Regions from separate parts of the Homo sapiens genome. Here region 2 is linked to region 1. Evidence: read pairs that join two places in POLR2A ChIA-PET (ENCODE). Cell type or tissue: MCF 10A. All regions are shown on one strand. Each heading gives the region's core, and the rest is flanking DNA. Links, peaks and the distances in the headings are about the cores only. Region 1 has its middle 43 kb from the start of PSMA6. Region 2 overlaps PRORP (protein only RNase P catalytic subunit).

What was found. ChIA-PET counts read pairs that join two places held together with the same protein. Peaks named below come from ENCODE experiments on the same cell type or tissue, not always from the same donor. Only the 100,000 strongest peaks of a DNase experiment are listed, where the experiment ranks them.
Region 2: POLR2A ChIA-PET joins it to region 1 with 5 read pairs; 1 of 35 experiments calls an interaction of 5 or more read pairs at or near these places.

The regions. Positions count from the first base shown.
Region 1 is chr14:35,326,831-35,344,079 of GRCh38, reverse strand. No RefSeq gene overlaps it. Among named protein-coding and RNA genes, the nearest start is that of PSMA6, 43 kb to the right of the region's middle. RefSeq lists enhancers at 1,283-2,139, 4,190-4,379, 7,010-7,531, 10,416-11,025, 11,036-11,957 and 1 more. In MCF 10A, for the core only: no CTCF peak of the experiment used is centred there; DNase peaks (open chromatin) are centred at 8,479, 9,499 and 10,899.
Region 2 is chr14:35,225,518-35,238,954 of GRCh38, reverse strand. The region is part of intron 5 of PRORP (protein only RNase P catalytic subunit); the gene reads right to left. The region is part of intron 5 of PRORP-PSMA6 (PRORP-PSMA6 readthrough); the gene reads right to left. It also overlaps the pseudogene RPL7AP3. Among named protein-coding and RNA genes, the nearest start is that of PSMA6, 60 kb to the left of the region's middle. In MCF 10A, for the core only: no CTCF peak of the experiment used is centred there; a DNase peak (open chromatin) is centred at 4,734.

The sequences.
Region 1 (17,249 bases), core at 7,809-11,808:
TCTCACCACCTGAGACCAGCCCTAGAACAGAACATTCTAGATCAGCACTCCCTTGCTCTCTCCAGTCTTGCCTTGAATGCCAAAGTTCAAGTTGAACTGGAACTCGGGGAGAAGTCAGACAAACCATAAAGGAAGTAGCTGCCCTTCCCATTCATGCACACAGAAAGGCTGGGAGAGAGGAGAGGGGCTGCCGACGGGAAGCTTGATTCTTGACCGCAAGACCAGTGCTGGGCAGATGGGATATTTCTCAGCAGGAAGGCGGGCTGAATGGTCAGCAGCCCCTTCCAGTGTCCCGCGGATGACATACAACACCTGGGAGCCCCATACTGCTCCTTGTTAAAGTCAGACCTCTAAGAAAAACAGAGGGCAAGTCCCTTGCCTACAGCAGCCTCAGTAGTAAGAAGACCCTCTCTAGAATCAAGTGGCTATTTTCAAATGAATCTCCTGAGGACCAAGTGATCCAAGCCTGCTTCTGGCTGATGGGATAGGGCTGGGCCATGGGCTCAAAAACGCATTGGCACTTAATTCATTCAGCAAACGTTTATTTATTTATTATTTTATTTTCTTTATTTATTTTTTTAGACGGAGTCTTGCTCAGTCACCCAGGCTGGAGTGCAGTGGCACAATCTCGGCTCATTGCAACCTCCGCCTCCCGGGTTCACGCCATTCTCCTGCCTCAGCCTCCCGAGTAGCTAGGACTACAGGCGCCCACCACGACGCCCGGCTAATTTTTTTTTTTGTATTTTTAGTAGAGATGGGGTTTCATCATGTTAGCCGGGATGATCTCGATCTCCTGACCTCGTGATCCGCCCGCCTCAGCCTCCCAAAGTGCTGCGATTACAGGAGTGAGCCACTGCGCCCGGCCTTATTTATTTTTTACTTTATTTTACTTTATTATTTTGAGGCAGAGTCTCGCTGTGTCGCCCAGGCTGGAGTGCAGTGGCGTGATCTTGGCTCACTGCAACCTCCGCCGCCTTCTGGGTTCAAGCAATTCTTCTGCCTCAGCCTCCTGAGTAGCTGAGATTATAGGCGCCCACCACCATGCCCAGCTAATGTTTTGTATTTTTAGTAGAGACAGGGTTTCGGCATGTTGGCCAGGCTGGTCTTGAACTTCTAGGCTCAAGAGATCCTCCTGTCTTAGCCCCCTACAGTGATGGAATTACAGGCATGAGCTACCACACCTGGCCCAACAAATGTTTATTGAGCACCTACTATGTGCCGTGCCCTGTGCTGGGTGGGGGAAAATGATGTGAACAAAACAAAACAACGTGCTGCTGAGGTTAAGATGCTCACAGGGCCAAGACTTTCAAAGGTCACATTCCCCAGTGGACCAGAACTCTCAGGCTGGAAGTAGGGGGAGGTTGTGAGGGCCAGAGGAGAAACAGGATGATGGTGGCTCCTCCTACCTCAGGGGTTTGAAAATCTGGCCCGGGCAGTTTCTGGCACCCTGGCTGTGCAAGCTGAGAGCCTGGCTGGAACCAAGATAGACGCGTGACTGTCCACAGCTGCCCCAACAGTGAGACGGGTCTGCTCCTGTTCTCTTCCATACAGTGCTGAAGTCACAAGCTATGAGCTAGTGTTCCCTCGGTAGCCCAGGGTCCTTGGGGGACGTATGAGGAGATGATGTGCACTGGAGGCCTGTGGAGTCACTGCTGGGGAATGACAGGCTGCACACTTGGGCCTCCGAGGCACCTCTGGCTGGGCTCGCCTTTCAGAGTTTCAGCCGAGCCTGGAATCACTCCAGGGACAAAGGAGACACATCTGCCAACGTCTGCCCAACTCTCCTTGGCCACGGGAGCCCAGGACCAGCCATAAGTGGGCAGGAGCCAGGGGCCGTGTGGCGAATGGGGCTGCGGCGGAGGCCTTGGGACGTGCATGGGTCAGCAGAGGCCCTTGAAGTCCTGGGCGGGCAGGTTCCTCAAAAGCAAAATCACTTGAAACACATTATGAGGGACAGCGGAGGCCCTGTGGCCAGCCCCCGAGCACAAGAGGCTCCTGCAACAGAAACCGCTGGCCAGCAAGGCAGCTGCTGGCTGGTGACGCCCAGAGACGGCCGAGGGCAAGGAGCTGAAGGGCCGAGGACGAGGGGGGTGCCCCTGGGGACCCCGCCCCGAGCTCAGGCCGCTCCATCTGGGCTCTAATCCCTTCTTTTGTTTTCAGCTCATGCTTCTCCCCCAGTGAAGGGAGGCTGGGAGGTTCTGTTGTTGCCCTAGGAGCTGCCAACAGCAGTAGAAGGCAGGGCCTTGGCAGGCAGCCTTGCCTCTGTGGGAGCAGGCGGGGCTGATTACTCTAAGCTGCCAGCCACCACTGGTACCTCCCAGCCCGCTGGCCTTGCCTCCTGTGTGGTGAACTCTGTGGGAGGGGACAGAGGGGCGGAGTGGGAGGAGGAGACCCAGCCGGGCCTTGAAGAGGAGCCAGGAGCTAAGAACTTGACCTAGAATCCCAGGATGAAGGACAAGTCCAGCCCCCTCCAGGATTCAGGGTCTCACCAAGGGGAATGAGGGGCCCAAGGTTCACCCAGCTGGGTTCTGATGGAGCCAGGCAGAGACGGGATGCGCTGGGGAGGCCCTGGAGAAGGAGCCTGGTGGAGCATGTACTGTGTGTCTTTCCTTTTTCCTACAAATCTTAGGGACTTTCCTGGGGTCAGGGCTGCTGTGTACAGCATGCAGGTGTGGGCTGAGGCGTGGGGGTCGGGCTGTGTCCATCTGGACAATGAGTTGCCTTTTTCCAAATCATGCCAAGGCCCTGTGCAGGTCAGTACCTGGTTTTGCCAGGCCAGCCTCAGGGGGCAGCTCATCAGAAACCAGCCCTGTGCACTGGGGAGGCTTTGGGCCTGGGGTGCCCTTTCTCAGAGAAGGGGTCACAGGGATGAAGGCTCATCCCAGAGGGGACTGGCAGGTCTGCAGGGTGCCCTGAGCCACTGGCTGGGAAAACCCAGGCGTCCTTCCCTCCCCAGGCTGTTTGCCTCCACACCCTTCCCTGCCTGAGGACTCACTTCTATCACTGAGGCAGGGTCACCTCAGGAACCAATCACGTTTCATCCTGAGTGGAATGAGTCTACGGAAGTCAAGGCCATAAGTCAGTGTGGCACCTGCATTTGACCTGAAAAAATACAGACTGTGAGGGCAAATGACCTGTCAAATGAGTACGTTGGAGCAGGACCAATTATTGAATTTCATACCTGCCCTAACATAATTCACATGGATTTTAGATTTCCAGAAAGGAATCTCCAAGCCCTTTTCATGGCCGCCGCGGTGGCTCACGCCTGTATTCCCAGCACCTGGGGAGGCCGAGGCAGGTGAATCACTTGAGGTCAGGAGTTTGAGACCATCCTGGCCAACATGGTGAAATCCCGTCTTTACTAAAAATGCAAAAATTAGCCAGGCGTGATGGTGGGTGCCTGTAATCCCAGCTACTCAGGAGGCTGAGGTAGGAGAATAGCTTGAACCCGGGAGGTGGAGCTTGCAATGAGCTGAGATCGCCCACTGCACTCCAGCCTGGGCAACAGAACCAGACTCCATTTCAAAAAAAAAAAAAAATTCTCTGTCAGGGTGGCAGGAAGGATTCCTGGAAATATGAAGGAACTGAGGCTGGTTTTGAAGATAAATCCAAATATGCAGGCTGGGGAGGCCCACCTGGCACAGAGGTGCTGAGGAGGGGCTGATCTGGGAACCAGAAGGAAGTGGGTGACTGCGATGAGGTACAGTGGGCACCCGAGGGGAGAGGCCTGAGTCTGTGCCGAGGAGTAGACCCAGGGCCTGTACCCGGGTGGTGGTGGGAGGCAGCCGGACAGCACAAGGGGCAAATGCCAGCCTTCTGTGGCACCTCCTCCCCACCGCCTCTGCAGCTGCTTCTGGGGCTTCCTTAGGGTCTTCCTATGCTGTCAACCTGGCCAGAGTCCCACAGAGCAAGGTCCTGCTGAGGTTTTGGCGGGGGGGGCAGGCTCTGAGAGGGACCCCTGGAAGGAGGCTGCTGCTCCTCAGACCTAGAGGTTTGTTCTTCTGCAGAGATCCACCGGATACTGAGAAATGCAGCTGCTGCAGAATTTCTAGCCATAAACACAGAAATGTGGTGGGGAAGGAGCTGTTTAGGGAAGAGGAAGTAGACACGTTGCACAGAGCTGCCACTAGCCTCGGCTGGTCAGGCCATGCAGGGCGATGGTTCTCAAACTCAGGCTATGACCCAGGCGATGCTGTGATGCAGGTGCCTGGTGGGCTGAGAGCCCTGGAAGCTGGTGCAGAACCACTGGGAAGGCTGGGAGCTGGTGGCCCACTGTGGGGCATGGCAGCTCCAGAGACCCCATATCTGTTCCTCTGGTGAGTATCGGCCTCCTCCTTCCCCACCACAAAACCTCAAAAGGGGTCTTCCCCTGTATCCCACCTGCTCTCCCTGTGCTCCCACAGCTGAAGCAAAGGCAGTGCTAGAGGCTTGAGGGCCCTCTTCCCCAAATCAGCAATCATATTCTTTCCACCAGGAAAATACCCTAAACAGAGCAGACATGAGGATCGCTTTGGGTCGGTCTGGGTCTCCAAGGCTGAAATGCATTTCACCTGTGCCTAAGTCCTTGGCCTCTAAGCAGTTATAGCTTATGGCGATGCAGTCAGTGGACAAAGATGAATATTCCAGAAGAAACCCTTAAAACCAACCAGGCAACAGAGAGAGCTTATAGCTGCTAAGAACCTGGAGGCAGTAAGGCACACGTTCTTTGCCCATCCCACAGCTATTAATATTAGGCTGCAGATGCCAAGGAAGGGGTGCGCACCTGGTTGCTGAGGAAGGGCAGCATGAAATGCAGGGCCCAAGGAGGAGCTCAGGCAGGTCAAGGACATTGCCCTCAACAAGACACCCTCTCCAGGGTCAGAGGCCGACCGAGCAGAGGCACAAGGTGCTTGTTAGCGGGTAGACAGGCTCATCGTGCAAGCTTGCAGGGCTCAATTAAGGGTCTTAGTCACCCGCAGCCTTCTGTCTCCTAGGTCCTGAACTGCAGCCCGGGGATGGGGTGGAGGTGCCCTATCTGTGGGGCCGTCCCAAGGCCCTCGCTGAGGGGCTGGGTACAATGAGGCCTGTGTCGGGACTTGCCGAACTGCACCTGCGCTGTAGCTCGGTATCCTTTGTGGGAGGCAGGGGTTTACCCTTGATAATCCCCTCCCCCGCCCAGCCCAATCCTAGCTCTGGCCTGTGGCCTTGCATCCCATGAAAGTTTCTATGGGACAAGGTTAGAAGGGGCTGCGCTGCCTGGTGGGAGACAGGTCCACAGGCCCAGCCCCAGAGCCCTAAACCCTCCCTGTAAGACCCACATAGCCAACCACAGTGAATAAATTAGTTGGATAATGCCATCCACCAGGAGGCAAATACTACTTTTATTTATTTACTGTTTTTTTATTTTTATTTTTTATTTTTTTGAGACAGTCTTATTCTGTCGCCCAGGCTGGAGTGCAGTGGCACGATCTCAGCTCACTGCAACCTCTGCCTCCCGGGTTCACGCCATTCTCCTGCCTCAGCCTCCTGAGTAGCTGGGATTACAGGTGCGAGCCACCACGCCCGGCTAATTTTTGCATTTTTAGCAGAGACAAGGTTTTGCCATATTGGCCAGGCTGGTCTCAAACTCCTGACCTCAGGTGATCCACCTGCCTCAGCCTCCCAAAGTGCTGGGATTACAGGCATGAGCCACTGCACCTGGCCCACATACTACTTTTAAATCATAAGGCAATGTTACTTTGATTTGCTTCTTATTAGGCCATAACCTTTGTTTGGTCTATGTCCTTTCTGAGGCCTCAAGGGGACTTCTGAGCCCCCCTTTTATGGGTGCAAAGAAGCTCTGAAACTTGGAGTTTGGATTTGGGTGAGAATGTGGGTCAACTGTGCTGGATTTCACAAAGCGAAGGCTGTGTATGACACAAGAAGCCCTGTGCAACAGGGCAAGACTCCATGGTCATTGAACTGCACACAGACCTGGTTTTGAATCACCACCTACCATTGGTGTGACCTCGGGCAAGTCACCAATATCTCTGAGTCTCAGAATCCCATCTGTTGGGCAAGAAAACATCCACCTCATAGGATTGCTATTGAGAGTCAAGGAGGTAGTGTTCAAGCACCTCCGAGGGCCTGGTACCTGGTAGCAGCTTGGTGTGTGCCCCTCCCACCTCTCCTTCATTAGGAGCAGGAGCCCTGGAATTCCATTCCTCTCCTGAGTAGTCACGGCCTGACCTCAGGAGGCAGCAGCAGCAAGAAAGGAAGGGAGGCAAGAGCAAGTGATGTTCTCCCCAGACCCTCAGCCCAGGGACACGAGGGCTGTGCTGGGCTGAGAGGGTTTTGCATCAGGCTGGTCTGTTCCCTCCCTAGCCCACTTGCGTTCTCCTCTGGAGATGGCCTGGGGGGACCCAACTGCAGAGCATTCAGGTGGGGCCCTGGCACTAGCCACAGGGGTGGGGGTGCTGCATTTAGCCTTTCTCTGGCCACAAGCTCCTTGTTCAAGGGTCTCAGGCCACCTTGACTGTGGGTCTCTGTGGGGCCTGGCCTGCAGAAGGCCACACGGCACCTGTGCATCCCTGCATTGGTCACCACCTAGGACTGTGGCACGCAGAAGTGTTATCCATGGGCCTTCACTTTCTGCTCCAGACACGGCAGGGAGTTGAAGTTCGAGAAACAGATAAACAAATGCCAAACATGAGCATAAACTTTAATATATTCAGACTGTTTTAGATATTAAATAGAAAAAAGACCTTGGTGCCTTTGAGGGTCCTGTGTGGCCTTTCCCTAGGTGGAGCTGGTTCCCTTAGAGGTAAAACCAGGAACTTTCTCTTGCAGCTTATGAGAGGGTGACGAGGGTGCGGCTTATCCTTTGTCCTCATGGCTGGAAAAGGGACCCTGACGGGCACAGGGCCTGCCTCGCCCTCCCTCCTCAGGTCTTGGGGAGACAGAGACTGCAGGTTGCCTGGGCGGCCCCAGGAACAGATTTGCATTATTTTGTGGCAACAAGCAAATTTCCTGGAGGGGATTTCTGGAAGAACTGGGAGCCACCCAGCGGGAAAGCTTTAGGAAACAGGAGAGCAGGAGGCCGGGAGGAGACAGGCCTGGGCAGAGGCGGAGGCTGCTTGGCCTGAGGCTCTGGGCCAAGGGATGGTTGAGGCCTCGAACCCCTCCTCCACCCTTCCTCACAGCAGGCAGGAAGCCAGGCCCTGAGCAGGCTCAGGCGCTGCCTCCGCGCCCTCGCTGACCTGCAGGAAACTCGCCCAACCCAGGCCTATGTCAGCAGCAGGACGATGACCTAAGAAGCCAGGCTGCAGAGCAAGATGGAAAATTCCCAACGCTCCTGCACCTAAGGCTGCACCCGGGGGGGCAATATTATGCTCCTCTGGCCCTGACTGCATGGGGGAGGGCTGCCCCCGTTCTGGGCTGGCGGCTCAGTCAGGGGCTGGGACAAGAGCAAACCAAACAGCTTCAAGGGGAGGGAAACGGAGCCCCAGCCCTTGACCTTCCACTTGGTTCGTGCGTTGCTGGACCCGGCGTAACTGCGGCTGTGTGGGTGTGTGTGTTGGGCAGGGATGGGGTGGCGATTACAAAACAGAGGACGGCAGGCGTACTTTCTGCATAGAAAGAACACTCAACAGCCCTCCAACACAGGCTGAGAATCTGAAAAAGTCAGGCCATGTCGGCTTAAAGAAATCAAGCTGCATATCCACCAGCATATCAAGATTTTAAATTTAAGAACTATGGGTCAGGTAGAGTGGTTCATGCCTGTAATCCCAGCATTTTGGGAGGCCGAGGTGGGTGGATCACCTGAGGTCAGGAATTCAAGACCAGCCTGGCCAACATGGTGAAACCCTGTCTCTACTAAAAATACAAAAAATTAGCTGGACATGGTGGCAGGAGCCTGTAATCGCAGATACTTGGGAGGCTGAGGCAGGAGAATGGCTTGAACCCAGGAGGCAGAGGTTGCAGTGAGCTGAGATCGCGGCATTTCACTCCAGCCTGGGTGAAAGAGCGAAACTCCATCTCAAAAAAACAAGAAAACAAAAAACTATGACAGCTCAGATGCGTACATTCTAAAGTTCATCCGAACCTGGTTAATGCAGTGCTTGGCTGGCCTGGAGCCTTAGGGAAGAATATCCACGAGGCACCTGCTGTATGCTGAGCAGGTTCGCATGGAGTCCCTCTCGTTCAGTCCTTGGTTGGTGAGGGCCGCATCACAGGACAGGCTCAGCGCAGCACAAACCGAAAGAGAAATGCTTCGGACCAATGTCCTTTCTCAGTTTCTCCCGGGAAGGCCGGCTGGAGCAGGCTATTTCCAAGGCCCTGGAAATACAGGTGTTTTCCCTTCAGTCATCTCCAGAGCAGGAGCCTCCTATGTCTCAGGAAGATAAGAAGGATCCAGATGCCAGGAGGAGTGACCTCTGGACACTTGGCTGGGAGCCCAGGAGCCCTGATGCCAGGCCCAGGAAGGCCTCCCCACCCCTCTGGGGCCTAGTCAGGGGAAGGAAGGAACCAAGGAAGGGAGGGAGGGAGGAAGGAAGACACATGGGATAGGATTTCCAGACCCAAGGCCGGCAATCCTCCTGGTTCCAATCACCGGATAGGCAAGCTGGTTTGTAGTTTTCCATAGGTGACAAAAGCCAAAGGAAGGTTGCAAAATCCCTCCTGCACCAGTAGGCTTCAAGAGGTTACACTCTCAATAAGAATGTGAAATGGTAGATTCAATAAAATCTAGTGTATGATAACATAATAATTTATGTACATCTTAAAATAACTGGAATAGTGGGCCGGGTGGCTCACGCTTGTAATCCTAGCACTTTGGGAGGCTGAGGCGGGCAGATCACGAGGTCAAGAGATTGAGACCATCCTGGCCAACATGGTGAAACCCCATCTCTACTAAAAAAAATACAAAACTTAGCTGGGTGTGCTGGCGCGTGCCTGTAGTCCCAGCTACTCAGGAGGCCAAGGCAGGAGAATTGCTTGAACCCGGGAGGCAGAGGTTGTAGTGAGCCGAGATGGCGCCACTGCACTCCAGCCTGGCCAGTCTGGGCAAGAGCAAAACTCTGGCCAGGTGTGGTGGCTCACACCTGTAATCCCAGCACTTTGGGAGGCCAAGGCAGGTGGATCACGAGGTCAGGAGATCGAGGCCATCCTGGCTAACACGGTGAAACCCTGTGTCTCTACTAAAAATACAAAAAAATTAGCCGGGCGTGGTGGCGGGCGCCTGTAGTCCCAGTTACTCAGGAGGCTGAGGCAGGAGAATGGTGTGAACCCGGGAGGCGGAGCTTGCAGTGAGCCGAGATCGTGCCACTGCACTCCAGCCTGGGTGACAGAGCAAGACTCTGTCTCAAAAAAAAAAAAAGCGAAACTCTTTTCTACAGAAAGCCTGGGCTTTCTGTAGGGGCTGACTCACTTCAGGGCCCCCTGGCATGGCCTAAAGCTGTAGAGGGGAGCTGGCAGCCCCAGAAGGGCTTCATTTCCCAATCTCTCCTCCCCTTTCTCCTGGCCCCCTGGGCATCTCCACCTCTGCCCCTACCTCCCAAGCAAGCCTTGACTCACATACTCCTGAGTGGCAGCCTCTGGCCTCTCTCCATCTGTGCCACCCCCTCCTAGGACACTGGGGTGAGGAAGCCCTGGGAGGCAGGCTCTGGGTGCAGGTCAGAGGCCTCCCTGTCTGTGCTGGGGTCCAGCTGAGCCAGGGCCACTGAGCCCTTGAGGGCTCTGCAGGCCTCGGGATGGGAAGGGAAGGTGTGGGAGATGACCCTGAGCCCGGGGCGCCCCTTGGAGCTCCCAGAGGCTGTTTTGGCTCCTGGCAGGGTCAGAGCAGCTTGGTGCCATCGTGTGTGCTCCTCCAGGAGGAGAAGGCTCTAGACAGGGCAGGACTTGCCCTAAAGGCCAGGGACCCCCATAGGGAAAAGCTGCCGCCTATGGGTGTCACGAGGAAATGAGCGCCCAGGAAGAACATGGTCACCCTGAAAGAAGTAGGACGTTGTCTCCCTGGCTGAACCACAAGCCTTGCGCGGGTGACGCAGGGCCTCACCTGCTCTGCCCTGGCTGAAGAGAGACATTTGTAAACTTCAGGCTGGCTTCTGCCTGCCTGACCACACTGCTTGGGTGACAATGTTCGCAGGAAATCACATTTTGGTAGTGACTGGTCAGGATGCTGGGGAAACTTAACAGCACTAGAGAGCCGTTCTGGAAGGGCGCTGCCATACTCTGCTGCCACAGCGTAGCTGGTGTCTTCTCTGCACTTTAAATGCATTGTGTCATTTTTTCCTCATAGCACTTCTTTGAGATGGATCCTGTGGTTTATACCCCTTTTTTTCAGAAGAGAAAAACTGAGGCTGTAAATAACTCAGCTGTGGACTGAGAATTCAGTCAGGCTCTGACTGTGGGGAAGCTGGAAGTCCCAGCACTTGATTCTGGCGGCTGGAAGCCTGGGGCTGCGAGTGCCCCTTTCCGCACCCCTGTAGTCAGGGCTCTTGTCTCCTGGCTTTGGTGCTAGGATGCAGCCACCTGGAGCTGTTGGCTACGACCTGTTCAGCAGGGTCCTCCGACCCGCAGTGTTGCTGGATTGTCTGGTGTGTCAGTGTCTGGACAGGGCCTCATACGACTATTTATCTCCCTCCCAGGAGCCCCTCCCTTCAAGGTAGGCCTGGAACTAGGGTTTTTCAGAAATGAGAAATCAGCTGTGAGCACCTGCAGCCCCTCCTGCTTTAGAAGAAACAGCATAATACCCTGTTTTACAATGACCTTTTGTTTTTTTAAGTACACTTCACAGAGAAAGAAAAAGAAAAAGAAAAACCCAGAAGGGATCTCCACGTAGTCTTTGGCAGGAAAGGGGCCTCTTACAGTATTGTTGGTAGCTTTGAATCATTAGAGGCATCTGCTCACGACCTGCTGCAGGGCCCTGGGCGTGGCACTCACAGAGTCCCTCCCAGGAAGGAGGCCTGGAAGCTGGTTTTTCACAAGAAATGTCTTCATGCCCAGTCTGCTTCTGTAAAGGCCTGGACTGCCACCCTGCTGGATGCAGACAGGATGCAAAGTGGCCACAGATATCTCAGTGGCAGCTCAATAACTTGGAGGAGATACTCTGCAAGGGCCTAAATTCTTAGCCCCTGGGGAGACTTAGTCCGTCTTGGTCATCACCCTGTGCCCCGGAGCAGGGTCTGACTTACAGGAGGGGCTCAAAAATATTCGTTGATCAATAAGAAGTATTAAGAAAATGTCTCCTAAATTGACAGGAGATGGTGCAATAACATGGACCCTGTACAGCCTTCTTCCCTGGGTTCCCTCTTGAAGTACACTTTCTCAGGTGGCTGAGGACACAGAGGCACAGGGAAGCAGGTGGCCTTCCCAGGTCTCCCTGCAATGATGGGTCTCTACGGCCAATCCATTAGGATCGCTAGGCCGTTTTTTAGAGGAGGTGATTTTGCCCCCTGCCGTGTCCATCCACAACTTAGAGCTTGACCACTGTCACTTACAAAATGCCAGCACAGCCATCTTCACCGACAATTTTTTGCCCTCCCTCTTGATGAGGACTTGTATAAGTTCCTAGAAAAAGTGGCAGCCAGGCGCCTGGAGGCTGCCCAAGCAGCGTGGCCCCAGTTTTACCGAGCGGGGCAAACAGGTCTCTGAGGTAGTTATTAAGCAGACGGCTAGACGCGGCCAACATCCGCACTGCTGCTCACGGCCTCTATCCCTGGAAAACCCCAGCTAGGCCCGGCACTCTGGGGCTGTTCGCTGGGGCTCTCCCCAGATCATCCCTCTTCTGCCCAGGGAACAGGTCTTTCCTGTTCTTCTTCTGCTTCTCCTTTTCTTCCTCATTCCAGTCCTCAGTGGAGACTTAATCACCGTAGTGCACTCGGTGAAACCTAAACCACTGTGTTAACTCTGAGGTTTACAGGTCACCCCCCTGCAGTAAGGCCAGAGCCTGATTTCTGTGGAAAGCACACCCCTAATCCAAACGATCTTCTTGTGATAAAGGGGTGTCAGCAGCTTCACCAAAGTTTATGCCACTCCACTTGCCATTTGGGACAATGCATTTCCTTCGTCTAAATGCACATTTCCCTACATTCCCCTCGTATCTCTGGATGTGGGAGAGGCCTCTCAATGACAAGGGGCTGCAGCAGGGCCCGGTGGAGCTGCCACAAGCCCTGGAAAGGGGAGCCCCAGGCTGAGGTTGCTGCTAAGAGTTAATTACTGTTAGACATTTGCATTTGTTATCCCCTGGTCTGGCTGCTGGAGTCGAGGATGACGTCAGCAAAGGCACAGATGACATAAGCCTAAGGCACAAGGTCACCTTCTGAAAATGCATTTGACTCAGCACACCAGTAAGCTGCCCACTGACCAAGAGAGCAGCACAGGCGGATGAGCCCCAAATACACTTGACTGTGATCTTGTCACCTGCAGCCGCTGCCCACAGTGCTTCCCAAGCAGTAGCATACTCCAGGCCTGACTGGGCCACACTCTCGAAAGACTCATGCCCACAGCAGTGTCCTGCGAGACTTGGACTTGATAGACCAGGGCTGAGGGCCTAGAACTTTATAGCCTGGAACTCCTGGGCTCAAGCAATTCTCCCACCTCAGCCTCCCAATTAGCTGGGGTTACAGGCATGTGCCACCGGGCCCAGCTAATATTTTAATTTTTTTTTTTGAGACGGAGTCTCGCTCTGTTGCCCAGGCTGGAGGGCAGTGGCGTGATCTCGGCTCACCGCAACCTCCGTCTCCCGGATTCAAGCAATTCTCCTGCCTCAGTCTCCCAAGTAGCTGGGACTACAGACGTACACCACCATGGCTGGCTAATTTTTTTTTTTTTTTTTTTTGAGACAGAGTCTTGCTCTGTCACCAGGCTGGAGTGCAGTGGCACTGTCTCAGTTCACTGCAACCTTTGCCTCCTGGGTTTAAGTGATTCTCCTGCCTCAGCCTCCCAAGTAGCTGGGATTACAGGTGCGTGCCACCATGCATGGCTAATTTTTTGTATTTTAGTAGAGATGGGGTTTTACCATGTTGGCCAGGCTGGTCTTGATCTCCTGACCTCGTGATCCGTTCACCTTGGCCTTCCAAATTGCTGGGATTACAGGCGTGAGCCACTGCGTCTGTCCATTTTTTGTGTTTTTAGTAGAGACGGGGTTTCATTATGTTGGGCAGGCTGGTCTTGAACTCCTGACCTCATGATCCGCCCACCTCGGCCTCCCAGAGTGCTGGGATTACAGGCATGAACCACCTTGCCTGGCCAATATTTTAATTTTTTGTAGAAACAGGGTCTCCCTGTGTTGCCCACGCTAGTCTGGAGCTCCTGGGCTCAAGTGATCCTCCCGCCTCCGCCTCCCAAAGTGCTGGGATTACAGGCATGAGCCACCGCGCCCATCCAAACTGAGCAGATTGTGTGGAGAGTTCACCACCCCACATCAACTTTCCCTATTATCAGTATCTTGCTTTGGTGTGGCACATTTGTTACAATTCATGAACTAATACTGACACATTATTATTAAAGTCCATATTTTATATTAAGGCTTACTTTTTGTATTGTACATTTCTATGGGGTTTGATAAAGGCAAATGTCATGCATCCATGATTACCATACCAAACCCAGGTTTCACTGCCCTGAACTGGTGTTTCACCTATTCATCCCTCTCCACTTCCCATTTCTTCCCACCCCACTCTGAACTCCCAGCAACCGTTATCTTTTTTTTTTTTTTCTTGAGACGGACTTTTGCTCTTGTTGCCCAGGCTGGAGTGCAGTGGCGCAATCTCGGCTCACTGCAACCTCCGCCTCCCAGGTTCAAGCGATTCTCCTGCCTCAGCCTCCCAAGTAGCTGGGATTACAGGCATGCGCCACCATGTCCAGCTAATTTTGTATTTTTAGTAGAGATGGGGTTTCTCCATGTTGGTCAGTCTGGTCTCAAACTCCCAACCTCAGGTGATCCGCTCGCCTTGGCCTCCCAAAGTGCTGGGATTACAGGTGTGAGCCACCACACCCCACCAACCATTCTTTTTTTACTGTCTCTATAGTTTTTACTTTTCCAGAAAGTCATATAGTTGGATTCATACAGTAAGTAACCTTTTCAGATGGGCTTCTTTCACCTGCAATATGCACTTAAGATTTTTCCATGTCTTTTTGTGGCTTGATAGCTCATTTTATTTTAGTGCCGAATAATATTTCATGGTATAGATGCACAACAGTTTGTTTTCCACTCACCTATTGAAGGTCATCTTGCTTGCTTCTGGTTTTTGGCAATTGTTATTATTATTCTGTTTTGTTTTGTTTTGAGACAAGGTCTCACTCTGTCACCCAGGCTGGAGTGCAGTGATGCGATCTCAGCTCACTGCAACTTCCACCTCCCGGGTTCAAGTGATTCTCCTGCCTCAGCCTCCTGAGTAGCTGGGATTATAGGCATGCGCCACCATGCCCGAAAAATTTTTGTATTTTTAGTAGAGATGGGGTTTCACTATGTTGGCCAGGCTAGTCTCGAGCTCCTGGCCAGAAGTGATCCACCCGCCTCGGCCTCCCAAAGAGCTGGGATTACAGGCATGAGCCACCTTGCCCAGCCTGTTTTTTTGCAATTATGAAGAAAGCTGCTTTATAAACATTTGTTTGTGAGGTTTTTGTGTGGCTATAAGCTGGATTTTACACTAATAGTGTTTAGCTTTGTAAGAACTGCTCAGCTGTCTTCCAGGTGGCTGTACCATTTCGCATTCCCACCAGTTACTGCTGCTCTGCACCCTTGCTAGTAGTATTTGGTACTGTTATTAAAAAAACTTTTTTTTTTTTTGGACTGGTGAGTTGGCTTACGCCTTTAATCCTAGCACTTTGGGAGGCCTAGGCAGGCAGATTACCTGAGGTCAGGAGTTCAAGACGAGCCTAGCCAACATAGTGAAACTCTGTCTCTACCAAAAATACAAAAAGTTAGCTGGGTGCAGTGGCTCACACCTGTAATCCCAGCTACTCAGGAGGCTGAGGCAGGAGAATCGCTTGAACCTGGGAGGCGGAGGTTGCAGTGAGCTGAGATCCCGCCACTGCACTACAGCCTGGGCAACAGAGCAAGACTCATCTCAAAAAAAAAAAATTCGCCATTCTAATAGATATGTAGTGGCATCTCAGTGTTGTTTTAATTTGCAATTCCTGATGGCCTATGATGTTTAGCATTTTTTCTTTTTTTTTTTTTGAGACGGAGTCTGGCTCTGTTGCCAGGATGGAGTGCAGTGGCACGATCTTGGCTCACTGCAAACTCCACCTCCCAGATTCAAGTGATTCTAGTGCCTCAGCCTCCCCAGTAGTGAGGGTTATAGGCACATGCCACCACGCCCAGCTAATTTTTGTATTTCTAGTAGAGACAGGTTTTCACCATGTTGGCCAGGATGGTCTCAATCTCTTGACCTCGTGATCTGCCTGCCTCAGCCTCCCAAAGTGCTGGGATACAGGCATGAGCCACCGCACCCAGCCAATGAGCATCTTTTCATATACTTAATTTCCATCTGCTTATCTTCTTTGGTGAGGTGTCTGTTTAGATCCTTTGCCAATTTTTAAATTGTTTTCTCATTGTTGAATTTTAGGAATCCTTCGTGTATTTTGGATATCAGTTATCATATATGTGTTTTGCAAATATTTTATCCCAATCTATAGCTCGTCTTTTCATTCTCTTAATGTTTTTTTCACAGAGCACAAGTTTTTAATTTACTAAAGTCCAATTCATCAATTTTTTTCTTTCATGGATTGTGCTGCTGATATTGTATCTGAAAACTCATTGCCAAACCCAAGTCACCTACATTTCCTCTCGTATTATTATCTGAAAGTTTCATAATGTGAAACTTTTACATTAAGTCTATAATCCACTTCGAGTTAATTTTTGTGAAAAGTGTAAGGCCTGTGTCTAGATTCATGTTTTTCCATGTGGCTGTCCAATTGTTACAGCACTATTTATCAAAAATACGATTCTTTCTCCATTGAATTACCATTGTTCCTTTGTCAAAGTTCAGTTGATTATATGTTTGTGGGTCTATTTCTGGGATCTTTATTCTGTTTTATTAATCTATTTGTCTTTTCTTTCATCAATATCATGTTGTCTTGATTACTGTTGCTTTATATTAAGTATTGATAGTCAGATAGTGTCAGTCTTCCGGGGGGACTTTGTTCTTCTTGAGTGTTTTCATTATCATGTTGGTTATTCTGGGTTTTTGGCACTTCTAGATAAACTTTAGAATCAGTTTGTCAATATCCACAAAATAACTTGCTGAGTTTTGACTGGAATTTGTTGAATCTATAGATCAAGTTGGGAAGAAATAACATCTTGACAATATTGAGTTTTCCTATCTATGAATATGGAGTATCTCTCCATTTATTTAGATCTTTGATTTCTTTCATCAGAATTTTGTAGTTTTTCTCATAAAGATCCTGTGTATATTTTGATATATGCCTAAGTCTTTTATTTTGTTAGTGCTAATGTAAATGGTGTCGTGTTTTAATTTCAAATTCAAATTGTTCATTGCTGTTATATAGGAAAGCAATTAACTTTTATATATTACCTTTATATCTTGCAACCGTCCTATAAATGCTTAGTAGTTCCAGGAGCTTTTCCCCCCACCTTGTTTACATTGTTGACATCTTAGACTTTGTAAACAATCTTATATCCTGATTTCCCCCAATTGTGTCATAAATGTTTTTGATGCCGTTTTATTTGTTTTTTTAGAGACAGGGATTCACTCTGTCACCCAGGCTGAAGTGCAATGGTGTGATTATAGGTCAGTGCAGCCTCAACCTCCTGGAGTCATGCTATCCTCCCACCTCAGCCTCCCAAGTTACTGAGCCCTCAGGCACACACCACCATGCCTGGTTAATTTTTTGTTTTTTTGTAGAGATGTTGCCCAAGCTTGGTCTCAAACTCCTGGTCTCAAGCTCCTGGTCTCAAGCGATTCTCCCTGCCTTGGCCTCCCAAAGTGCTGGGATTACAAGTGTGAGCCACCACACCCAGACTCAGTATCATTTTATTCTTTTAAAAGATTTTTGGTGGTGGGGCGCAGTGGCTCACGCCTGTAATCCCAGCACTTTGGGAGGCCGAGGCAGGCGGATCACCTCAGGTCGGGAGTTCAAGACCAGCCTGACCAACATGGAGAAACCCCATCTCTACTAAAAATACAAAATTAGCCGGGCACGGTGGCGCATGCCTGTAATCCCAGCTACTCGGGAGGCTGAGGCAGGAGAATCGCTTGAACCCGGGAGGCAGAGGTTGTGGTGAGCCGAGATCACGCCATTGCACTCCAGCCTGGGCGACAAGAGCA
Region 2 (13,437 bases), core at 2,677-6,676, 100 kb after region 1:
AATCACTTAATATTAATGAAAGGACTCTATAAGCTGTAAAAGACTACGTGTTGTTATTGTTAGGCTGTAAAAGCACAATGTCATACATTTATATATAGCCTTGTGATGCCTTAAAAAAGCTTTGATATGCCTTACTTCATAGGACTGCTTAAGCACAGTGTCCAGCTTTAATAAGAGTATTTGGTTTCTGGCCCTTCAGATAAAATGCAGAGAAAAAAAGACGTGTTAACTTAGAATGGCTATGTGCACTGTATTTAAAGAGTTTTGTTTGTTTCACTTAATGAATCTTAATCTTAAAAAGGTTAAGATTTTAAGAGAATTAAGAGGTTTAATGACAACAGAGTTGACATATTTTTCCCAAAGTCCTAGACTTTCATTCCTTTAAGCACATTCTTTTCCTCTTTTTTAGATTCCACTGTCATCACTTTAGTTCAAGATGTCATTAGGTCTTTTGGTTGGTCTTTCAATGCTGTTTCTCCTGTGACATTGCCAGGTTAACTTTCCTACAACCTGGCTTTCTTTGTGTCATTTTCCTATACATACTCATCCTCCAAATCCTAATTTCTGGCATTGGTAGGCTGTCCAAACCTACAGGTGTAAACAAATCCAGAGAACTACCCAGTGAGGGGCGGTCTAGATATGTGGGTTTGGGAATTACAAATGCATACCACAGGGCATGATAGTGCGGCACGGTAAAAGACCACAGACTTTGGTGTCAGATTGGCATTTCAATTCTGAATCTGTTACTTTTATTAACGATTCAGGGAAGTGACTTAATTGCACCTCAGTTTTCTCATTTGTAAAATGAGAATCTAATTTCTTCATAGGATTGTTTAAGCACAGTGCCCACCTTTAATACAGTGTTTGGTTTCTGGCCCTTCACATAAAACGCAGAGAAAAAAAAAAAAGATGTGTTAACTTAGAATGGCTATGTGCACTGTATTTAGAGTTTTGTTTGTTTGACTTAATGAACAGATATTATATCTAATTTAAAAATTTAAGGCCAGGCACGGTGGCTCATGCCTGTAATCCCAGCACTTTGGGAGGCCGAGGTGGGTGGAGCACAAGGTCAGGAGATCAAGACCATCCTGGCTAACACAGTGAAACCCCGTCTCTACTAGAAATACAAAAAAAATTAGCCGGGCTTGGTGGCATACGCCTGTAGTCCCAGCGGAGGCTGAGGCAGGAGAATCTCTTGTACCCGGGAGGCAGAGGTTGCAGTGAGCCGAGATAGCACCACTGTACTCCAGTCTGGGCAACAGAGCAAGACGCTGTCTCAAATAAAAAATAGAAGTTTAAGAAGGTGAAAAGGCAAAATTGGAAAGGGGAACTATAAATATTTTAATATATTCAGATATCTCCCTAGTCAAAACATTAACTGTAAATTGATTTAAGTTACATGGTCATTTTTGCCTGTGGAAGAGGATAGATTTGAAAGAAACAAAACTGAAGATGAGAAACCAGTTAGGAGGCTATGATAGGGATTTAAGCAGGTACTAACAAGGATCTGATGAGAAAGATATGGTAAAAGAAGAAGAGAAAAGAATGGATTTGAGAAACAGAGCTGGGCATAGTGGTTGATGCCTGTAACCCCAGCACTTTGGGAGGTCTAGGTGGGAGGATCGCTTGAGTCTGGGAGTTTGAGATCCGCCTGGGCAACATAGGGAGACTTTGTCTCTACGAAAAATTTAAAAATTAGTTGGATGTGGTGGCGCACGTCTGTGGTCCCAGCTACTCAGGATGCAGAGGCAGGAGGATCATTTCAGCCTAGGAGGTCAAGGCTGCAGTGAGCTGTGATGGCGCCACTGCACTGTAGCCTGGGTGACAGAGCAAGACTCTGTCGAGAGAGAGAAAGAGAGAGAGAGAGAGAAGGAAGGAAGGAAGGAAAGGAAGGAAGGGAAGGAAAGGAAGGAAGAGAAGGAAGGAAGAGAAGGAGGGAAGGAAGGAGTGAAGGAGGGAAGGAGGGAGGGAGGAAGAAAGGAAAGAAAAGAAAGAAAAGAAAAATGAAAGAAAGAAGGAGAAAGAGAGAGAAAGAAAGAAGATGAGAGAGAGAGAGAAATAATTAGGAGGTAAAATTGGCAAGACTTGGTGAACATTTGGTACCACCTATTGGTGTAGATGTCTGGCAGGAAGATGGCAAGTTCAGTTTTGGACATACAGTATTTAGTTTCAAGTACCTGTCTAAGGTAAAGATGCAGAGATAGAACATCAGAGAACACCAACATTTAAGGAGTAAGAGAAGGAAGGGAAGTTCAAAAACAAGAGAGAACAAGGAATGGTCAGAGAGTGTAATGAGAAGGATAAGAATGTGAAGTCACAGAATTCAAAGACATAGACAATTTCAAGAAGAAAGGAATCTATAAAGTATTAAATGCAGAAAAAGAGTGATAAAGACTAAAATATGTTCATCAAAACTGGCAATTAGGAAGTTACTGCTGTCCTGAGGGAGAGCATTTTCAATGCAATGATGGAGACTAAGCCAGACTTCAGTGGGCTTAGGGGTTAGGGAGCAAATGGGTAGCAAGAAAAGAATTGTATACCAGTCTTTTGAGAGGTTTAGATGAGGAGGACAGAAACTAGAGCAAGCTAGCTATTTATGAGTTAGTGATTAAAGCAATGGAGATCCAAGAGAATCAGAAAAGCATGTCTCAAAGAGTCTACCATGGTATTTCAAGAAAACAGATAAATAGATCAGTAGGTTAAAATATAAAGAACAGTGTGTTACACGGGAAAGAACAAGGAATTTGGAATGAGACATGTCTAATCCTGTTACTTTGCCATTTACTAGCTATGAGACAAGTTACTTAACCTTTTCTGGGTCTTAGTTTCCTTATGCTTTTTTTTTTTTTTTTTTTTTTGGAGATGGGGTCTTGCTGTGTTGCCCAGGTTGGAGTGCAGTGGCACAATCTCGGCTCAATGCAACCTCCGCCTCCTGGGCTCAAGATGTCCTCCCACCTCAGCCTCCCCAGTAGCTGGGACTATATGTGTGTATCACTCTGCCTGGCTAATTTTTTGTTTTCTGTTTTTTGTGGTGTTTTTTTGTTTGTTTTTTTGGTAGAGATGGGTTTTGTCACCTTGCCCAGGCTGGTCTCAAAATCCTGAGCTCAAGCAATCCACCACCTCGGCCTCCCAAAATGCTGGGATCACAGGCATGAGCCACCACGCCTGGCTAGTTTCCACATTCTTAAGGAGGTAATACCAATAACAGCTGTAAGAATTAAATGAGGTACTCCATATACAAGTGTCTAGCATTGGCAACTTTTGCTTGGTCTACAGAAGGTACTAAAAAATATTAGCTTCCCAAGAGAAGAAGCAGAGGCTGTTTGTCCAGGCCAAGAAGAAAGCTGCTGGCAAAGGGGACGTCCCCACTAAAAGACCACCTGTCCTTCGAGCAGGAGTTAACACCATCACCACCTTGGAGGAGAACAAGAAGGCTCAGCTGGTGGTGACTGCACATGAAGTGGATCCCATCAAGCTAGTTGTCTTCCTGCTTGCCTTGTGTCATAAAATGGGGGTCCCTTACTGCATTATCAAGGGGAAGGCAAGACTGGGACATCTAGTCCACAGGAAGACCTGCACCACTGTCAACTTTACACAGGTTAACTCGGAAGACAAAGACACTTTGGCTAAGCTGGTGGAAGCTATCAGGACCAATTACAATGACAGATATGATGAAATCCGCCATCACTAGGGAGGCAATGTCCTGGGTCCCAAGTCTGTGGCTCGCATCACCAAGCTCGAAAAGGCAAAGGCTAAAGAACTTTCCACTAAACTGAGTTAAATGTACACTGTTGAGTTTTCTGTACATAAAAATAATTAAAATAATACAAATTTTCCTTCAAAAAATATTAGCTTCCATTTCCCCTTGGAGGTTACTGGTAACATTGAAAGAGTGCCATTTCAATTAAGCAGTGAAGATGTATCTTAAGTTGCAGGATTAAAGCATTCAGTTATAAGATATTAAAAATAGGGAACAGGTGTGGTGGCTCATGCCTGTAATCCCAGCACTTTGGGAGGCCAAGGTGGGAGGATCACTTGAAGCCAGGAGTTTGAGACCAGCCTGGGAAACAAAGCGAGATTCTGTCTCTACAAAAACATTAAAAAAAAAATTAGTTGGGCATGGTGGTGTGTGCTTGCAGTCTCAGCTACTCTGGGAGCTGGGTGGGAGGATTACTTGAGCCCAGGAGTTCAGAGGCTACAGTAAGCTATGATCACACCACTGCACTCCAAACTGGGTGACACAGTGAGACCCTTACTCTTAAAAAAAAAAAAAAAAAAGGAACAACAGTTGAAAGAGGAAAGAAAGGATTTGAGAGAGTTAATCACATTTGAAGTCTAAAAAAAAATGAAGTAAGTAAAAGTGCCAAGAGGGAAGTAAGGCTAGGGGCGTAGGAGCCTTTGTGTCTCATATATGATTAGCATACATCCAAAAATTATTTGAAAGAGTGTCTTACTGCATCATATAAATGACATTTGCAGCAGAGATGGTTTTAAGAGGCTGAACATGGACAGAAAAGATCAAAGGACAAACAAAGCTATCTTAAAGAGGAAAGTTGGTGCAGTTCATACCTAATGTTGATCATTTCAGTAAAGATCTAGGAAACACAGTATTTGGAAAAAATAGTTTCCAAAGCAGATGCGAATCCAAGTATCCTTGGGCCTAATTGTTAATGAATGTGAAACACACGGCTACAGAATCTGTGGGTAGAAAACATTCCCTAATTGCACAATCTCTAAACCTTTCCATCTGATTTCAACTACAATGACGTGCAAGTAAACATACTTCTCACCTTTTCCAACCCTACATGCACAAAGAATTACTCTCTTCGAGCACACATTTCATTGAAAGATGCGTCTTGACATGATTTCTTAGACAAATTCAAAGTTATTTTCTATATAAGGGAGTAGAGTAAGTAGTATTAATAAGTGTTTTTCAGATCCATATTTTGATCATAAGGAAAGCCTGAGCTTTAACAAACTTAAGAGGACTGAGCAGAGTCACGAAGCAAGAAAATATTATAATGGAATCTAATGGTATTATTTTTCTACATCTCTCTTCCTAATAAATATATGAATTGTAACTTTGCCTTCAAAATGCAGAGCACAGACTTCTTACCAATTGCACATTTACTGAACATAAATCAAGGTGGAAGAACCACTGCAGAGCTCAGGAAAAACACATGCTGTGATCATTGTAAGGGAAAAGAAATGTGAACATAGTTTTTCTGTGCAGGGAAAAAAAAAGGAAACGAAAAAAATTAGAGAACTACTCAAAGACAAAGGAAAAAAATCCTTCAATACTGTAGAAGGTAAAGAAAGAAGCAACAAGCAAATTTTAGGGTGGCCTAACACAGGTAATCTGAGGAAATACAAAGGATGATTTCTCCACAAAATCCTCTTCCACCCTTGCACCATGGAGAGGACTGCATGCTTTTCTTAAACGAAGGGATTGCACGTTGGCAATTGTTAGAATGTGGAAGCTGACTGATTTTACTATAGGAAATTAGTTTTGACAGACATCCTAATTAAGCACAGTAGATAAGACTACTGTATAGAACTAAGCTGGCTGTGCACTGAACAACTCTAGAGGCAATATTCATTGTCTCTACAACAATTCTAGAGACAAAGTTACAATTCATATATTTATTAGGAAGAGAGATGTAGAAAAATAATACTCTAGAGTTATGCAATGCCGTAGCCGATGGTAAGTACCTATCAGAAACAATGTTAGCTCCATGAGTGAAGGGAGTTTTCTCTACTTAATTCATTGGTGTATCCCTGGCGCAAAAAACAGGGCCTGATGCTTATGATGATCAATAAGTATTTGCCGAATGGGTTGACGAATGAAAAGAAAAGGGGAAACTGAAGTTTGAGAGCACAGAAGAGAGATGGATTTCTTAAAACTGAAAGAGATTAAGAGAATGAGTCCAAAAATCCAGAACCTTGGAATGGAACTCCTACCTGTTGTAAAAGAGGAAGGAGGGCTGGGCGCAGTGGCTCATGCCTGCAATCCCAGCACTTTGGTAGGCTGAGGCGGGCAGATCATGAGGTCAGGAGACCAAGACCATCCTGGCTAACATGGTGAAACCCCGCCTCTACTAAAAATACAAAAAAATTAGCCGGTCGTGGTGGCATGCATCTGTAGTCCCAGCTACTCAGGAGGCTGAGGCAGGAGAATCACTTGAACCTGGGAGGTGGAGGTTGCAGTGAGCCAAGATCATGCCACTGCACTCCAGCCTGGCAACGAAGAAAGATTCTGTCTCAAAAAAAAAGAGGAAGGAGAAGGAATGGTAGAAACAGTTTGGGACGTTGCCAGATTTTACCATGCTCTGGCAAGGACTTACTATGGGCCAAGCAAAAATTAAGTAATAAAAAGGGGTGGAAACACCACGTTAGCAGAGATGGAGGTTTTCTTCTTAATTGGCAGGCTAAGTATGTCAAGAAAAGTTTACATAATTGCTGTTTTTCTATCAAAAACTTCTACATGGGTTGAGGCAGGAGAACTGCTTGAGGCCAGGAGTTAGAAACTAACCTGGGCAACACAGTGAGACCCCATCTCTACAAAAATTTTTTTTTTTTACATTAGCTAGGCATGGTGGCGCATGCCTATAATCCCAGCTACTTGGGAAGCTGAGGTGAGAGGACTGCTTGAGGCCAGGAGTCTGAGGCTGCAGTAAGCTATGTTTGTGTCACTGCACTCCAGCCTGGGTGACAAAGTGAGACCCTGTCTCAAAAAAACTCCAAAATGAAAAAAAAAAAAAATCTGCATGGCCATACCAAACAGGGGGATGGAAGTCAGAATAAAAGATATGATTTTCATTATGATATAAACCATCTCCCCAAATATTAATAAAATCTTGAACCTATGATTAAGTGAGATAAACACTGCAGAAGTGATCTGTAAACTGTTATATGCTACCATGGTATAAGCTGTTTTTCTTATCCAATTAACAGAAACAGAGTTCATAAAGATTAACCAGCCATTTGATGTCTACTGACTATATATTGTGCTTTAGCAAGTATGCATGTATATAATAAAGTTCATAACTTATGCAATTCCTTGTGTATATGTGACTTTCATTCTGTTTTATTTATCAGGTTTCAACTAGACCTAAAGTTCCTTAGATTGAATAAACCTATACTTTACAACCCTCAACATCATCTTTACGTGATCCATAAACACATATCAAATTTCTAAGGACCCCTGGGGTATGGCTGATTCTAAGGACTTTCCTTTCACATTCCCAGTATTTTTAAATTTCAGCTATAAAAATTTATTTCAAGAGAGTTGGCGCCTCTATCTGTCCTACTATGACTACTCCAATTCATCTCAACAAGGAAATATGTTAATTTGCTCTAAATTCTGAGCAATGCAAATGGACTTACTAACCATATGTTTTCTGTTCACAATCTGTTTTCTGCCAGGATTATCTGGCATAGCTCATGTATAATTTCCATTAAAACAACAAAGCCAAACAAATACAAAAACACATAGCTCTTTGCTGTACATAAAAAAAAATCTATAGTTGGCTTTTGTGGGAGGAACCACTTCCACTCTCAGCCACTCAAGGTTTATCAGGATATACTAGTTGAGAAGCGTGAAAAATAAAAACTGGTAATTTCCCATAACCAAAACAAAAAGTGTTACAAGATACTTAAATGATCCTTGGCAATACTTTTATTCTATTTAGTATATGATTAGGAGTTTAGTAGATTAAAAAACCCACCAAATAAAAGACAACTGGTATATATTCTCCTCAGACATGGTAATGTGATGTAAGGTAGTAAACCTTGAACTTCATTTTTGTATGGGTAATAAATTCACATGGCTCAAACTCCAAAAGAAACCAAATGATATTCAATAAAAAGTTTCTCTCCCACTCCATCCCCCAGCCACCTAGCTGTTCTCCCGAGAGGCAACCAGTATTATCCATTTCTTCAGTAGCCTTCTAGAGACTAGACATCAACAAGCAAGTGTGTGTGTGTGTGTGTGTGTGTGTGTGTGTGTGTGTGTGTTCTCTTTTCCTGTCTTTACACAGTTGGTGGCATACTGCATAACATTTCTCAGTAGTATCTTAGGCACTACTCCCACCATGCCATGTTTAGGCAACAGGCTTCTTGCATGTCTTCTTTGATTGAACAATACCAGCTTCTCAAGTGTTGTGGAGGAGTTTGAGACCAGCAGACTTGGAAGAAAAGTGTGTTGTAATTAATTGGTAATATCTGCCATAACCATCTATTCCTATTCTGTGCTTTTACCGTATCTTCCACATACCTCTTTCACAAGAATCACCAGGTTTCACTAACTTGAAAAGGCATATCTGAGAGTACGGACTATGTCCTTTCATAATTGTAATGCAGGATACCTACCCAGCACAGTGCCTAACATATAAGTACTCGATGAATACTTACTAAATGAATCCCACAGTCAAAATCCCCAATGTTTAGGGAGAACAAGACAGCTTTTCATATTCCTGAATGAGTTACTTTCTCCCGCTCAAAGATATACTTGATTGACCCTATAACTGTAGATTTGTAATGAAATCATATTTGAAAGCTATGTGATACTGCTTTCCCCATCTCTATCAGAATTTACAGTAATGGGTTGGGCGTGGTGGCTCACGCCTGTAATCCCAATACCTTGGGAGGCCAAGGCGGGTGGATTGCTTGAGTCCAGGAGTTAGAGACCAGCCTGGGCAACATGGCGAAACCCGTTTCTACTAAAAATACAAAAATGAGCCAGGAGTTATGGCGCATACCTGTAATCCCAGCCACTAGAGAGGCTGAGGCAGGAGAATTGCTTGAACCTGGGAGGCAGAGGTTGCAGTGAGCAGAGATTGCACCACTGCACTCCAGCCTGGGCCACAGAGTGATACTTGGTCTCAAAAAAAAAAAAAAAAAAAAGAATTTACAGTAATGACATCTGGCTGGCACTCGAGCTTCTTGAGAAAAAAAATATGTACCCAGAAGTTTACACAGGATCCTATCATATATGTAATCAACTAGTTTCTAATCACTGCCCTCTAAAGAGAAAATGATTGTGTAACATGTGATTTCTGAAACAAAAGTGGGGTCTAGGGAGGTCAGGCGATGGTGAAAGAAAACTCAATGGAAACATCATGAGTGATAAAGAAAGCTTGTGATTGTTTGAAAAAAATCCAGTGAATGAAAAAAATTGACAAAGAACATGTCAATTAAGCCTTTCTCATTAAAGACCCCACCTGCTAATCATTCTCAAAGCTCTTTCTAAACTTACATTTTTCATATAAGTACTGCCATCTACAGGGCATAATGTAAACAAAGTATTTTATGAGGGGTGGGGAGTAACTGAAATGAAAAGGTTGGCATACTATAGGCCAACATCTTCATGCCCTTTTAAAATACCAGCATTAATGGGGAAAAGACTCCCTATTCAATAAATGGTGCCGGGATAGCTGGCCAGTCATAGCAGGAGAATGAAACTGGACCTTTACCTTTCACCATATACAAAAATTAAGTCAAGATGGATTAAAGATTTAAACATAAAACCTCAAACTATAGAAATCCTAAAAGAAAACCTAGTAAACACCATTCTGGACGTCGGCCTTCAGAAAGAATTTATGACTAAGTCCTCAAAAGCAACTGCAATAAAAACAAAAATCAACAAGTGGGACCTAATTAAACTAAAGAGCTTCTGCACAACAAAAGAAACTATTAACAGAAGAAATAGATAACCTACAAATAGGAGAAAATAATCGCAAACTACGCATCCAACAAAAATCTAATATCCAGGAATCTATAAGGAGCTTAAGCAATTTAATAAGCAAAAAACAAATAGTCCCATTACAAAGTGGGCAAAAGACATGAATAGACACTTCTCAAAAGAAGACATACAAGTGGACAACAAACATGAAAAAATGCTCAATATCGCTAATCATCAGAGAACTATAAATCAAAACCATAATGAGATCCCATCTCATACCAGTCAGAATGGATATTGTTAAAAAGTAAAAAACAGATGCTGGCAAGGCTGTGGAGAAAAGGGAAGGCTCATACACTGTTGGTGGGAATATAGATTGGTTCAGTCACCATGGAAAGCAGTTTGGAGATTTTTCAAATAACTTAGAACTACCATTCAACCCAGCAATCCCATTACTGGGTATATATTAAAAATAAAATCATTTTACCAAAAAGACACATGCACTCATATGTTCATCGCAACATTATTCACAATAGCAGAGACATGGACTCAACCTAGATGCCCATCAATGGTGGACTGGATAAAGAAAATGTGGTACATATGCACCATGGAATACTATGTGGCCACAGAAAAGAACAAAATCATGTCCTTCGCAGCAACATGGATGCAGCCGGAGGCGATTATCCTATGCAAATTAACACAGGAACAGAAAGCTAAATACTGCATGTTCTCACTTACAAGTATGAGATAAACATTGGGTACTCATGGATATAAAGATGGCAACAACGGACACTGGGACTACTAGCGGGGAGATGGAGGGAGGAAGGCAAGGGTTGAAAACACTAACTATTGGGTACTATGTTCACTACCTGGGTGAGGGGATCATTCGTAATCCAAACCTCAGCATCGTGCAATATATCTGTGTAACAAATCTGTACATGTAGCCCCAGAATCTAAAACAGAAGTTGAAATTATTTTTTTAACTCTATATTTATTCAGAGTTACATGTTATGTTTTCTTTTTTCACACACAAGGGAAGGCAATAATGCTCAATGGCTGGCTATTATCTTTTAAAAATTAATATTGTAAAGCTAGCACTTATGATTTTAAGTCTTCATTTATTTATTTATTTTGAGACGGAGTCTTGCTCTATCGCCCAGGCTGGAGTGCAGTGGCGCGATCTTGGCTCACTGCAACCTCCACTTCCTGGGTTCAAGCGATTCTTCTGCCTCAGCCTCCCAAGTAGCTGGGACTACAGGCGTGTGCCACCACGCCCGGCTAATTTTTGTATTTTTAGTAAAGATGGGATTTCACCATATTGGCCAGGCTGGTCTCGAACTCCTGACCTTGTGATCCACCGACCTCGGCCTCCCAAAGTGCTGGGATTACAGGCATGAGCCACTGCGCCCGGCTGATTTAAGTCTTTAAATTACCTGTTACGTATTTCTGCGGGCTTGTGCAAAAAAAAATTACTTGTTACTTAACTGTGAACAATAAAGAAAAAAATTATAATTTTAAACTAAAATTTTAAAAAAAGTTTAAAATATGCCCAAATTCCTATTTATTTCATTTTGCTGTAAGATATAAACTGGGACTCTCTGAGAAGTAGAGAGTCCCTGGGAGAAGTAAGGATATTTTTGGTGGGAGTTCTCTTATGTAAGGATAGACCAGGATGGAAGAGGAAGAAGAACATTAAAAGCTAAAGGACTGGTTCAGATTTATAGGTGCAAGCTGGAGAAACCTGAATGAAGGAAAGCACAGATGATTTCCATGCTTCTAAGGGGACATTATGCCAATGTGTTGTATTGTCATAACATAACTTTTTTTTTTTTGAGACAGAGTCTCGCTCTGTCACCCAGGCTGGAGTGCAGTGGTGCGATCTCAGCTCACTGCAAGCTCTGCCTCCCACGTTCTCGCCATTCTCCTGCCTCAGCCTCCCAAGTAGCTGGGACTACAGGCGCCTGCCACCACGCCCGACTAAATTTTTTGTATTTTTAGTAGAGACGGGGTTTCACCATGTTGGCCAGGATGGTCTTCATCTCCTGACCTCGTGATCCACCCACCTCGGCCTCCCAAAGTGCTGGGATTACAGGCATGAGCCACCGCGCCTGGCTAACATAACTTTTAAGGAAAATAAGTGGAATCCATTAAAACTGTTTCTTATAATCAAAAGGAAGAAATCTGATTTTAGAGATAACCAAAATCCACCAATATCACAAGGACGGTAAGAATTTTTCTTGGGGCCAGGCACGGTGGCTCACGCCTGTATCCCAGAACTTTGGGAGACAGAGGCGGGTGGATCGCTTGAGCTTAGGAGTTCAAGACTAGCCATGGGGAACATGGTGAAACCCTGTCTCTTCAAAATATACAAAAATTAGCCAGGTGTGTTAGTGCATGTCTCTAGGCCCAGTTACTTGGGAGGCTGAAGTGGGAGGATCACCTGAGCCTGGGAGTTTGAGGCTGCAGTGAGCCATGATTGCACCACTGCACTCCAGCCTGGATGATACAGAGAGATCGTGTCTCAAAAAATAATGAAATAATAATAATAATTTTTGCTTGTTTGTTTAACCATCTATTTTCAATTGGGTATTAAATTTTATCTTTCTCCTCAAATCTCGTCACAGTAAAGTTGCCACAAGTTTGGTAATAGAACAAAGTTAGGCAATATTTATTACTCCCCCCAACCCATCACTGCCTATCTCCAAAGTACTACTTTATTATGTGGTGCTGTCTAAACAGCGTTGTTGTCTGAACAGTGGAGTCAGCCCCTTTTCCACTCTCCAAATCTGATTATCAAAGTCTAACCTGCCAAGATCCAGATTAAATGCCAATTTCCACATAATTATTTGATCCCTCCTTAGCTAAAAGTAGTTTTCCTTAGCCTGTGGATGTTTTAGCTCTTTGCCTAAACATTTCTTACAGCCCTTGTAAATATTCTACATATTAATGATTTAGGTATCTGTGGGATTATAAACCCCTAAACAAAGGAAGGGACTACATTTTATTCATCTTTGCATCTGTCATAGTATCTAGCACAGAGCCTGGCACATGATGAGGAGTTAAAGATTTAATGAATATTGAATGTTTGTATTTGAAAGCTTACATGGCTAACACCAAATAGTTAATTTGAGAAACATCATGGCACAAATATTAACAACAGAGGGTCTTTGTTAAATATTTCACAGACTAGGAAAGCTAGAATCTATACCAACTATAGTAAAATATACATACTTAAGCTGGTGGTTTTATGAGAGTAATAACAGGTATCACTAGGTCACCAGAAGTCTAGTGAAAACTTAGAGTTACAGCTTTGGTTAGGCTAGAGGCAAGTGATTTAGGAGCTATGCTTCTTAAGCTCTTTTCTCATTTGTTTATTTATTTTATTTTATTTTTTAAAGATGGGGTTTCGTTATGTTGCCCAGGCTGGTCTTGAACTCCTAAGCTCAAGCAATCTGCCTGTCTTGGCCTCACAAAGTGCTGGGCTTACAGGTGTGAGCCACTGTGCCCAGCCCTAAGCTGTTTTCTACTCTTCACTATAATTTATAGATTAGACAGGTTGTACAGTTGCCAGGGAGATGTCATGGCTACCAAAAAAGAAAGCATAAACACATTTTAAAATACACCAAGTGGGCCAGGCGCGGTGGCTCATGCCTGTAATCCCAGCACTTTGGGAGGCCAAGGTGGGTGGATCACCTGAGCTCAGGAGTTCGAGACCAGCCTGGTCACCATGGTGAAACCCCATCTCTACTAAAAATACA